Regions from separate parts of the Homo sapiens genome. Here region 2 is linked to region 1. A link is a contact called in ENCODE Hi-C data. All regions are on one chromosome and are shown on one strand. The core of a region is the stretch at or near the end of the contact, and the rest is flanking DNA. Distances in the headings are between cores, read along the strand shown. Region 1 overlaps BICC1 (BicC family RNA binding protein 1). Region 2 has its middle 140 kb from the start of LINC00844.

The links. A loop is a pair of places that touch in the nucleus more often than their neighbours do. Pooled maps may share reads with other maps.
Region 2: a map of aorta shows a loop between it and region 1 (8-fold over the local background). The contact joins two enhancer-like sites. A Hi-C loop is called at or near these places in 7 of 168 maps with a recorded cell type or tissue (Caco-2, PC-3, PC-9 and 3 more) and 5 of 50 pooled maps.

What each region holds. Positions count from the first base shown.
Region 1 is chr10:58,793,135-58,798,889 of GRCh38, forward strand. It overlaps BICC1 (BicC family RNA binding protein 1), which reads left to right. Exons shown (of 21, transcript NM_001080512.3): 9 at 350-481; 10 at 3,206-3,392; 11 at 5,265-5,426. Among named protein-coding and RNA genes, the nearest start is that of LINC00844, 200 kb to the right of the region's middle. Within about 2 kb of position 3,322, at least 2 of the 41 ENCODE cell types and tissues checked have a DNase peak (open chromatin) inside an H3K27ac peak, as active enhancers do.
Region 2 is chr10:58,854,947-58,861,342 of GRCh38, forward strand. No RefSeq gene overlaps it. Among named protein-coding and RNA genes, the nearest start is that of LINC00844, 140 kb to the right of the region's middle. RefSeq lists enhancers at 1,239-2,438, 1,576-2,192. Within about 2 kb of position 2,050, at least 10 of the 41 ENCODE cell types and tissues checked have a DNase peak (open chromatin) inside an H3K27ac peak, as active enhancers do.

The DNA of each region.
Region 1 (5,755 bases), core at 2,072-4,571:
AGATTAGTACCCTTGATATAGTCGAGAATCTAGTTTCTAGCATAACTTAACAAAACTGAAGTTAGAGAATAAAGGAATTTTCCAAGGTGCACAGTGGATAAAAAAAGTCCGGGGCCAAAAACAGAAACTTAAGACATATAATTTCGTCATCCAAAAATGGTTTTCTCCCCCTCAACGTTAATGCCACACCTGTCCTCTAAGCTATGTGAACTTATATAATTCAGCTTTAATACTTCAGTTTAGTCTTTAAATCTGTAAAATAGTGCATTATTTGCAGGCATGTTAAATTATCAGGTGTTTAAATGATTAAATTTTTACCTCCTACACATTCTATTGTGACATTTTCTAGGGTTGTCTTCCTCTTGTGTTGATGTTTGATATGAAGGAAGAAATTGAAGTAGATCCACAATTCATTGCGCAGTTGATGGAACAGCTTGATGTCTTCATCAGTATTAAACCAAAGCCCAAACAGCCAAGCAAGGTTGGTTCAGAGTCTGAATCCAGAGAATTATGTATCATATCATATGCTGTATAGTTTTATTTTGCATAGAAGTATTTATTTGCATATACATGAAACTGTTACTCTATACAGGTTGAATATCCCCAATCCGGAATGCTCCAAAAGCTGAATCTTTTTTAGCACTGACATGACAGTCAAAGGAAATGCTCATTGGAGCATTTTAGATTTTGGATTTTCATATTAGGGATGCCCAACCAGTGCAGATATTCCCAAATCCCCCAAAACCCCAAATCTAAAACACTTCTGGTCCCAGGCATTTCAGATAAGGGAAACTCAACTTGTATAATATATATGTCATTATATATTTAGTTATCTAATATAAATTTGTAACAGTATTCATTATAGATCATCATTTTCTTTATATATGTGTTGGTTTTTGCAGTCCATTTAGAGTAACCATTATTTTTCCATAGTTAAATGAGAAGGAAAGAACATTTGTTCTTAATTTAGAATCTGGTAACTTGAAGCTTTTCTAAGTTACCCAAGAGTTGATAAGGCTACTTACATGTTTTGTGTGTGTGTGTGTGTGTGTGTGTGTGTGTGTGTGTGTGTGTGTACATGCCCAGTGTAATTCAGAAATTGTTTAGACTACTTACTATATGCCATCTCCTGCGCAAGCTGGAGAGTTAAAGAAGAGGTGCCTGTGCTTTTTTGTAAATACTTTAAGGACTGAACTGTCTCAAGTTCAGCGTTCTTGGAATCTCTCCTCAGAGTGTTGTAAAATTTCAGTAACTACATGTAGAGTAAAAATTTAATGGAATAAATGTTTTTTTTTTTTTTCTGAGACAGGGTCTCACTTTATCACCAAGGCTGGAGTACAGTGGTGTGATCGTGGCTTACTGCAGCCTCGACTTCCTGAGCTCAGGTGGTTCTCCCACCTCAGCCTCCCGAGTAGCTGGGACCACAGGCATGTGCCACCACACCTGGCTAATGTTTTGTACTTTTTGTAGAAATGGGGTTTGGCCATGTTGCCCAGGCTGGTCTTGAACTCCTGCGCTCAAGCAATCCACCCACCACAGCCTCCCAAAGTGCTGGGATTACAGGTGTGAGTCACTGTCTCCGGCTCAGAATAAATCTTTTATTAAGTGCTAGTAAGAATGAGGAAAGAGGAATGTTTCTACATTAGTATTGTTGTTTAAACTAGCACAGCCACTTTGAAGAGCGATTTCTGATCATCGCATTATTCTAAGATATTGATTACCCTACCTGCAGTAGTTCTACTTCTGATTATACACTCTGAAAACACCTTTGCACCAAGAGACAACACGAGAATGGTGTTGAGTAAAAAAAGTATATTGCATCGTAGTATGTAGTCAATGGCAGCATTTTTGTGTATATATATGTCTGTACATTTTTAAGTATAAAGCATTGTTTAGAAGGATGCACACAAAAATCATGATGAGTTGCCTTTGGGGCAATAGAAAGGAAAATGGAACAAAGTAAACAAGGGAGATGTTCTATTTATTTAACAAAAATCCGAAATAAGAAAATAACACCATTTTTAAATTTTGAAACTATAAATCTTATATGCATAGAATGGTGTATATATAATATGTATTTTATATAATTTGGTATATGTAAATAATGTGGTAATCGCTGTCCAACTGAAGAAAAATGATCTTGCCTTCTCCCAAAGAAAACTTTAAAGGAAAAGATAGCATTGATTCTAAGTGAACTTGATATAATTAGTTTAAAGTTAGGGAACAGGACATTAATTTTATGTATCGTGAAGCTTCATGTGTGACTAATTTGAGTTGACCAGAGTCACTGTAGATACCAGGACTAAAAGATAAAGACAGGAGAGACATTAGAGGGCTTGTGCATATTAAGATGGACAGTCAGAAGAATTCCAGGAGTTCAGTAAGAAATGAGCAGAAGTCAGGGAAAAATAGATTGTAAATGAGAACTCCAGAGCCTTGCAGCATCCCAGGGCCATTTAATTATGCCCAGCTGGCCCACATTCTAACTACTGCTTTAACTGCTTTCTCAGCCACAATTTTTTTTTTTTTTGGTCCATTGAGGGCTTTCCCCTTTGAGTTCACATTTCAAATTTTCTTGATGAGTCCATTGTGAAAGAAAAATGATTTATTATTTAGAATTTTTTTTACCATAAGCTTTGCCATAGATATGTCACCAATGAGGGATAGTCATACCTCAAGGTCTATTAGCTAACTAGTAAACCATAAATGTCAAACATAAGTGATGATGATGATGCAGTTTATATGTGGTCACAAGTTTGATTTGGTATGTAATGACAAGATGCAAGGGGGAAGCTTTAGTGTAAAGATGAGGGGCTGTAAAAAGGGAACCCAGGTTCCCATCCTCTTGCTGTCTCTTCACAGCTGTGCCTTGACCTGGGCTAAGTCCCTTAACTTCACTGAATATGAGTAATGATTCCCACCCTATAAGGTTTTGCTGAGAATAGGAACATATATGCAGCTACTATCACAGCTCCTGGAACCCAGAACATGCCCAATAAATGGTAACCAATAATTTAGGGTTTTGCCAGAAGGAGTAATCTTAAGCACGAAGTGGTTAGAATTTGCAGATGATTTAAAAGCAGCATTGATATGTCCCCTGAGTGGAATTCTTATTAGCGTATTCATTTTCCACCTCCCTCCCCTCCCCCATTCATTGTAGACTACTTGCATGTCACCTTTTTTCCCCCATTATGTGTTTTCATAGTCTGTGATTGTGAAAAGTGTTGAGCGAAATGCCTTAAATATGTATGAAGCAAGGAAATGTCTCCTCGGACTTGAAAGCAGTGGGGTTACCATAGCAACCAGTCCATCCCCAGCATCCTGCCCTGCCGGCCTGGCATGTCCCAGCCTGGATATCTTAGCTTCAGCAGGCCTTGGACTCACTGGACTAGGTATACAATTTATTATTACAGCGCGTCTCAGTCACTGGGGAAATGCTTGTCTGGTTCCCTTTCTTTCTACCATTCGGGTCTACATTTAAAGGCTATTTTTTTTTCCTTTGGGCTCTAAGATCAGATGAAAAGCCATACAACCTGAATCAATCCATTTTGGGGTTTCTTAGTCTCTGTGGATTTGTTACCCAGATTCTTCCCATGTTTGCATAAATAATCAAGGTCTGACTATTTTATTTTCGGTGGCTGTGTTTGTTCTAAATTAAGAATGCCATTGAGATTGAAGTAAGCATGCTGACTGTAATTTATGTTTGTTCTCTCCTGCATTTGCAATATTGTCTTCAGTCCCTAGAGATAAAGATTATCCAGTTTGCTTTTTAAAAAGTAATTGCAAATCTGTATGAGGGGTGGGGAGGGGGGTGAAAATAAGCAGAACCCGCATCTCCAGTGGTTAGGCCTGCCTTGCCTAGATACAAAGGAAATCTAGTCAGAGGCCAGACCTGTATTTCTGTCTAACGTGAGGAATAGAAAATAGAAGAATGAACAAACGTCATCATCTCAGAGCTTCAGTCGAGAAAGTAGAATGAGCTGTTTAATAGTCATGGTGATATTTATGTCCTCATCTATGGATTGCTATTTTATAGGCTGAAGTTAATTGCTGTATTACAGTTTTGCTAGATTTATTTCTTTCCTGCACATTTCTCAGTTGCATTTATTTTCCTTAATCAGTACTCCTAGAAAATCATCCTGGGTCATTCAGTGTTGATTTGAGACAAAAAAGAATACTCTCAGCAGTCTTTAAAATTTTTTTTCCAATAGCTATTCTTGCAGTCTTTAAAATTTTTTTTCCAATAGCTATTCTTGCTTTTAACTTTTAAGAAGTTTAATGCTCTTATATGATTGATTTTCCAAGTAGCCCTGCCTAGACATCATTAAAGAAAGATTTTTTTTGTATCTTGGCCCCTAATCTACCAAAGTTGTTCCTTCCACTGGGACCTGAACAGAGTCATAACAACATAGCAATGACTGTGAGTCAGGAAATGCCAATTAGGTAACTTAGCAGGAACCTAGTTCATCCTGCACTACAGAGAAAACAAGTGAGCAAAGATTCACTAACTGAATTTTTAAAATGTTTTCATTGCTATACCTATCCTGTTATATACTTTATGCTTTATATGTATTCCTGGAAACTTGTATACAAATCCACATTTCATTCTAGAACATATTTTAAATGCCCAAAGGAAAATTTCATTATTTAAATCAAGCATTGACTCCTTAGAACAACAACAACAACAACCAAAAAAAAACAGTATTTTTTTCTGAGGAAATTTTCATCATTGAGATGGAGCCCAGGGAAGTCATGTATATGTTTTGAGATACATTTAGGAACTGTTCTGGTAGCCTACCCTATCTGCAGCGGGGACAAATAGATCTATCCTACCACAGGAAAGCATTCCCTAGTCGCTGCTACATGTGAGTAGTTTGAAAAGGGTTTGTTTGTAAGCAGATGACAAATGAGTTATGCAGAAGAATAAAAATGAGTTTCCACTTGAGCAGAATTTTGTTCATCCTGGGTAGCTGACATGAATGCAAGCACCTGGTGATGTTCAATGACCCTAACTGCCATCCTGGTCTGGGCACACCTATCTTCCATTTTCTGATAGCAACTCTTTGTGGATAAGCTGCTTCCTCTGTTGGAGCTGTATGATGCAAAACTCATGTGAGTATTTGAAAGAAAATCTGTCATCCATATTTTATATTTAGAAAATATCAGATTATATCATTGTGCATTCCCAATGGCAATATTGGTGCCATCTCTATTTTAAAATCTTAAATTTATGTGAATTGACTTTATATATTCATTTATTACAGGTCTTTTGGGACCCACCACCTTATCTCTGAACACTTCAACAACCCCAAACTCACTCTTGAATGCTCTTAATAGCTCAGTCAGTCCTTTGCAAAGTCCAAGTTCTGGTACACCCAGCCCCACATTATGGGCACCCCCACTTGCTAATACTTCAAGTGCCACAGGTCAGTATCATTTAAGTATATTCCAAGTTGTGTATTCTTAGGTGTTACCAGTTTTTTAAATAAAATTTACGAAGGGCTCAGTTTTCTTAAGGCAAAATTAGGGTTCAAAGCATACTCCATTGAAACAGAAATTCCCTGATATGTAAATTAGTTAAAATGAAGAACAGCAAAGCAGTTTGAGTTTTTCATACAACTGAAATACCATCTTCAAATGTGATAAACAGACCTGGTAGTTAGGTTCTAGTTGGAGTAACTTGCTGGTAGTCATTTACATCTGTACAATGAGAGGGTTGGATTAAATATTCTCTATGATATTGTCCGATTTTAAC
Region 2 (6,396 bases), core at 800-3,299, 61 kb after region 1:
ACAGCTGGGACGTTTAAATGCAGAATGATACTTGCATGTTCAACCTCATTTGCTAGATTGCTCATTAGATAGATAATGCTAGATAATGCTGTTATCTTGGCCAGATATGAAGTCCAATGTGAGCAAGGTGGCCATCTGTTCAGGGCTGGATCCTTTTGGTATAATCAGAGACTATGTGGCTCCAGTAGGCACTTCCACCAGAGACAGCAGCGCAGTCTCTGGGGCTGAACCATAGGGTTGGTCATGTGCTGGATAGAGGAGGAGGTGGGAGGGCACACAACTTCCAAGAGCCTTTCTTCTAGATGTGACAGTCTCAGGGCACCCATTGGCCTTCCCAAAGGAGAAGAGACACAAAGTCAGGGGATTACTTTGGAAGGATGCCACACTGCAGTCAGCAGGGACTTCTGTGCTTGAACTCACACCTGGTTCCCCTCATCCCCTGTGGGTCAGAAATAAATCCATAATAACAGCTCCTGACATCTGTAATCCCTGGGGCTTACAGGATTCTGTGTTTGCAGTTCTCTAATTAGACTGAGACCTTTTTGTTGTTGTTGTTGAGACAGAGTGGTCTCACTCTGTCACCCAGGCTGGAGTGCGGTGGTGTAATCATGGCTCACTGCAACCTCCCATCTCAGCCTCCTCCGTGGGCTCAAGCCATCCTCCCATCTCAGCCTCCTAAGTAGCTGGGACTACATCATACCCGGCTAATTTTTGTATTTTTTGTAGAGACAGGATTTCGCCATGTTGCCCAGGGTGTTCTTGAACTAGTGAGTTCAAGCAATCTTCTCACCAGCCTCAGCCTCCCAAAGTGCTGGAAACACGGTCAGGAGCCACCACACCTGACCCTCGACTGAGGCCTCTCTTAAAGGCAGGGGCTCAGCTTGGCTTATAATGGTCATTTTTAAATGGGGCTGACTGCACTTTAAATGCTCATACGCTAAATTGCTTAATCTTCAGGATTCCCAAGGAACACCAGGCCCTGCCCACAGACAGATACATACTCCCAAGAAGCTAATTATATACAGGGGTTGAAAAACTTAATGTGAAACAATTAGTCAAAACTCTTCTTTGGAACCAGTTCCAGGTACTGCTTTGTAACTGAGAATTTTAAAACTGGTGAAATGCTGCTGGGCGCAGTGGCTCATGCCTGTAATCCCAGCGCTTTGGGAAGCTGAGGCGGGCGGATCATGAGGTCAGGAGTTTGAGACCAGACTGGCCAACATGGCGAAACCCTGTCTCTACTAAAAATACAAAAAATTAGCTGGGCTTGGTGGCAGGTGCCTGTAATCCCAGCTACTTGGGAGGCTGAGGCAGGAGAATGGCGTGAACCTGGGAGGCAGAGGTTGCAGTGAGCCGAGACAGTGCCATTGCACTCCAGCCTGGGCGACAGAGTGAGACTCCGTCTCAAAAAATAAAAATAAAAATAAAAATAAAAATGATGAAATGCATCATCATTCATATCTGATCCCTCTATCCCAGATTGATAGCAGTTTATTCTGTGACCAGTTCAGAGGTTCAGCAACTCAAGGTGATAGAGTTAAATTCTAAACAAGCCATCAAACTCTGCCTCTTCTCTGGCTGTGAGACAGCAACTTGTGAAAATAATTTCATCTGATTTAAGCAGACCAGGGCTGCAAATAAAGCAGCTGTTCTAAGGAAGTGGGTGCTGCAGTTATAACAGTAAGCGCTGAAGTGGGTGTCCAAATGCTGACAGTCAGAACATGTGTGCATGACTGGGCAGCTCTGTTAGCTGTGAATGGTATAGCATGGCATGAATGGAATGTGCTGGAATGCAGAGGACTCCCTGGGGTTCTTGTTGACCATTACATGGGTGGAGGGTGACCAACTGGTTTTTAGCACTGAAAGTTCTAAATAGAACTTTCTGGGAATGAGGGGACAGATATGAATGATGATGCATTTCATTATTTTTATTTTTATTTTTTGAGACAGAGTCTCACTCTGTCGGCCAGGCTGGAGTGCAATGGCACTGTCTTGGCTCACTACAACCTCTGCCTCCCGGCTTCACGTCATTCTCCTGCCTCCGCCTCCTGAGTAGCTGGGATTACAGGTGCCTGTCCTGGGAAGCCCCCTCAGTCCTTGGCGAACCAAGATGGTTGCTCACTCACCCTGTGTGGCTTTCAGATGTTTCAGCTCACTCTGTTCCCACGGCAGCCCGTCCTTCAGAGGTGGCTGAGTTCTTCATGAGACACATTGCAAGCAGCCCTGGAAAGTAAGGGTGCCCCATTAACCTTTCAGATCTGAACTATTTTCTGCCTATGAAGTGCATGTTCGGTTTTTATAGATTTTATATGTTTTCCCATCTTTCAGATCTAGCGCTGGCAAGCAGGTGGTATGGGAGTCCTAAAGTGGGGCAGCTGCTGATGTTGGAGGTAGATCCTGCCTCAGCACTGAGGCCAGGCTTCTGCAGAATCCTTTGAGGCTTCTGTCCTGAACTTCCAAAGTTCCAGCAGGAGGTGTTGGGCTAAGGTCAGGTGTCACAGTGGGAGTACGTTGCAGAAGCATAATATTCCAGAGGTTTCAGGGGCTTTCCCATTCAGTTAGTCAGTTTGTCACATCCCTCATCCCTAAGACTGGCCAGGCACATTTCCCTTTAGATGCTTATTGATGCCATTTTGGATTTTGTGGCATTCCCTAGAATGTCTAGAATGTTTAAAGTTCTGAAAAGCACTTAGTTCTCAAATATTTGAAAACAGAGGCAAAAGAATGTGTTGAGAGTGTGATTTCTGGAATCAGACTTCCTGTATTTAATCCCAGATCTTCCCTTTAATATCTATGACCCTGGGCATGTTACTTCAATTCTCTAACCTCAGTTTCGTTACCTGTATGTGTATATATATATACACACACATATATATATACACACACATATATATACACACACACATATATATATACACACACATATATATATATATACACACACACACATATATATATACACACACACACTTTGAAGAATGGGTATCCATCCCCTCAAGCGCTTATTCCAAGTTGCAAACAGTCCAATTACACTCTAAGTTTTTAAAAGATGTACTGTTATTATCAACTATAGTCACCCTGTTGTGTTATCAAATAGTAGGTCTTATTCATTCTTTCTACTTTTTTTGTTTCCATTAACTATCCTCACCTCCCTCAACCCCCTATTACCCTTCCCAGCCTCTGGTAACCATCCTTCTACTCTCTATGTCCATGAGTTCAATTGTTTTGATTTTTAGATCCCACAAAAAAGTGAGAACATGTGATGTTTGTCTTTTTCTTCCTGGTTTATATTTCACCTAACATAATGATCTCCAGTTCCATCCATGTTGTAGCAAATGACTGGATCTCCTTCTTTTTACTGGCTGAGTAGTACTCCATTGTATATATGTGCCACAGTTTTTTTTAATCCATCCACCTGTTGATGGACACTAATGTTACTTCCAAATGTTAGCTATTGTAAACAGTGCTGCAACAAACATGAAAGTGCAGATATCTTGTCGATATACTGATTGCCTTTCTTTTGGGTATATACCCAGCAGTGGGATTGCTGGATCAAATGGTAGCTCAATTTTTAGTGTTTTGTGGAATCTCCAAACAATTTTCCACAGTGGTTGTGCTAATTTACATTCCCACTGACAGCGTACAAGTGTTTGTTCCCTTTTCTCCACATCCTTGCCAGAATTTTTTATTGCCTGTCTTTTGGATACAAGCCATTTTAATTGGAGTGAGATGATGTCTCATTGTGATTTTGATTTGCATTTCTCTGATGATCAGTGCTGTTTAGCACCTTGTCATATACCTGCTTGCCATTTCTATGTCTTCTTTTGAGAGATGTCTATTCAAATCTTTCGGCCATCTTTTGACTGGATTATTAGATATTTTCCTATAGAGTTGTTTGAGTTCTTTATGTATTCTGGTTACTAATCCCTTGTCAGATGGGTAGTTTGCAAATATTTTTTCCCATTCTGTGAGTTGTGTCTTCACTGTGAATTGTATCCTTTGTTGTGCAGAAGCTTTTTAACTTGATGTGATCTCATTTGTCCACTTTTGCTTTGGTTACCTGTGCTTGTTGGGTATTGCTCGAGAAATTTTTGCCCAGATTAATGTCCTAGAGATTTTCCCCAATGTTTTCCTGGTGTAGTTTCATGGTTTGAGGTCTTATATTTAAGTTAACATATATTAAGTGTTTTGAGGACAGAATAGTGCAAATGGAAAGAGTTTAATAGACACAGCTACAAAATATACCTCTATTACTTCCTAGCTGTGTAGTCATGGGCAATTTAATTCACCTCTTCGAGCCTCAATTCCCTCATCTGTAAAGTCTTATCTCATAGATTACTTATGAGAATTAAATGAGATGACTAGGTAAAATTTCCAGCATATTGCCTGGCACCCTGCTTGCTTAATACATATTTATACTTTCCTATACACGATAAGTTAACATAGATTTGGTGCCAAAACAATTTAGTCATGTTCACCAAATAATCATATATGAGGCACTACTGGTGATTATTGAACTTGGTCCTTGGACTGTCATTGTTCTTGGTTAAGGTGCAGCAGATGTTAACTTTAAAATAGACATTTGGGTTCTTTGGTATTTCAACGGCAAGGGATGCTGTAGCAAATTTCTATGAACCCGGTAGCTGAGCAGATACAGTCTCACTTTATAACAAAGCATATTTTCATGAGACTCATGGAAATGGTTTACCAACTCCCAGAGGATTTGGTTACAATCACAATATTGCTTACCAGCTGTAAATGAAGGCTTTTGCCTGTCTGGAGCCAGCTCAGCACCATGAAGTATCTGGAGAAGAGCCAACAGGTCATGGAATTCTTTCTTCAGATGCTGCTCATCACTGCTTGCCTGGTCCCAAAAGATTTGTCCTGTGTCTTTTGTCCCTTCTATCCCCTGCTTGGATAGCATTCACTATCCTTCTTTTTTCATCTGATACCTTCTCTGGCTTGCAAAGGCCTTTCTACAGTCTTCCCTCCCTCTCTTTCCCACACAAGGCATGCTTCCATACAGCATTACATTGTCTATTTGCTCCTCTTGCCAGAATCCTTGGAAGCACCTATCCTTTGGGCTCGATATCTCACTCCCTGAGTGGCCAAACAATGAGATTCTTCCTGACTCACAAGCAAAGTTCATGGTTCCAAGGAAAAGCCAATGTTATCCATGGCAACCCTGAAAGATGAGTGAGCCCCATGCCAGCCGCTGCATGGGAAAGGCCAACAGCAAAATATCTTTACCTGACATATACACTCACATTCTTTTCACTACCTTCCATTTTTACCAGAATCCAGGCAGACTGATAATACATTCTAGATAATTGTTCTAAGCCATTCTTGAATATTTAATAGAGTAGATAATGTATAGGTGGTACCATCTGCATCTTTTTGTTACCTTTAACTGTTCATACTTCTGGTTATCCGATATTTGATATGAACATAAAGCTGAATGAACAATGTGGTTGCTTTGTGAATATGAGTTATTCATTCCTAACCTCACTGTTGGAATACCTACAATATGCCACGCCTGTGCCAAGCCCCATGATAACAGGTCAAATAAGACATAACATATTTGCATGACACTTACATTATGATGAGTGACAGAGAAATACATCAGTGATGACAGGACTGCATAGTATTAGGTTGGTGCAAAAGTAGTCGCGGTTTTTACCATTACTTTCAATGGCAAAAACCATGATTACTTTTGCACCAACCTAAAAAAACTATGACACAAGCATGGATAAGGAAAGCATCAAACCCTACTGGGATGGTGGGGTAGGGATAGAACACGGAGGAGCGTTTGGAAGACAATCACACTAAGCTCACTGCTGGAACAATGGGTAGAAACCAGATAAATGAAGACAGATTGGAGGGAGACCTGTGTCTCCTTCAGCCCTCAGTGTCTGCTGATTTTGTCACTGTAGACAGTACTTTACCCCTGCTCTCTCTCTCTCTGCATTAGGGACTCTGGAACTTTCATATAAGGAACAGAAATCCCTCAGTTTTTTATAGTGCAATTAAAAATATAAAATCTCCCTTTCATGCGCGTCCGTGTGAAGAGACCACCAAACAGGCTTTGTGTGAGCAACATGGCTGTTTATTTCACCTGGGTGCAGGCGGGCTGAGTCCAAAAAGAGAGTCAGCAAAGGGAGATAAGGGTGGGGCCGTTTTATAGGATTTGGGTAGGTAAAGGAAAATTACAATCAAAGGGGGTTTGTTCTCTGGCGGGCAGGAGTGGGGGTCGCAAGGTGCTCAGTGGGGGTGCTTTTTGAGCCAGGATGAGCTAGGAAAAGGACTTTCACAAGGTAAAGTCATCACTTAAGGCAAGGATCGGCCATTTTCACTTCTTTTGTGGTGGAATGTCATCAGTTAAGGTGGGACAGGGCA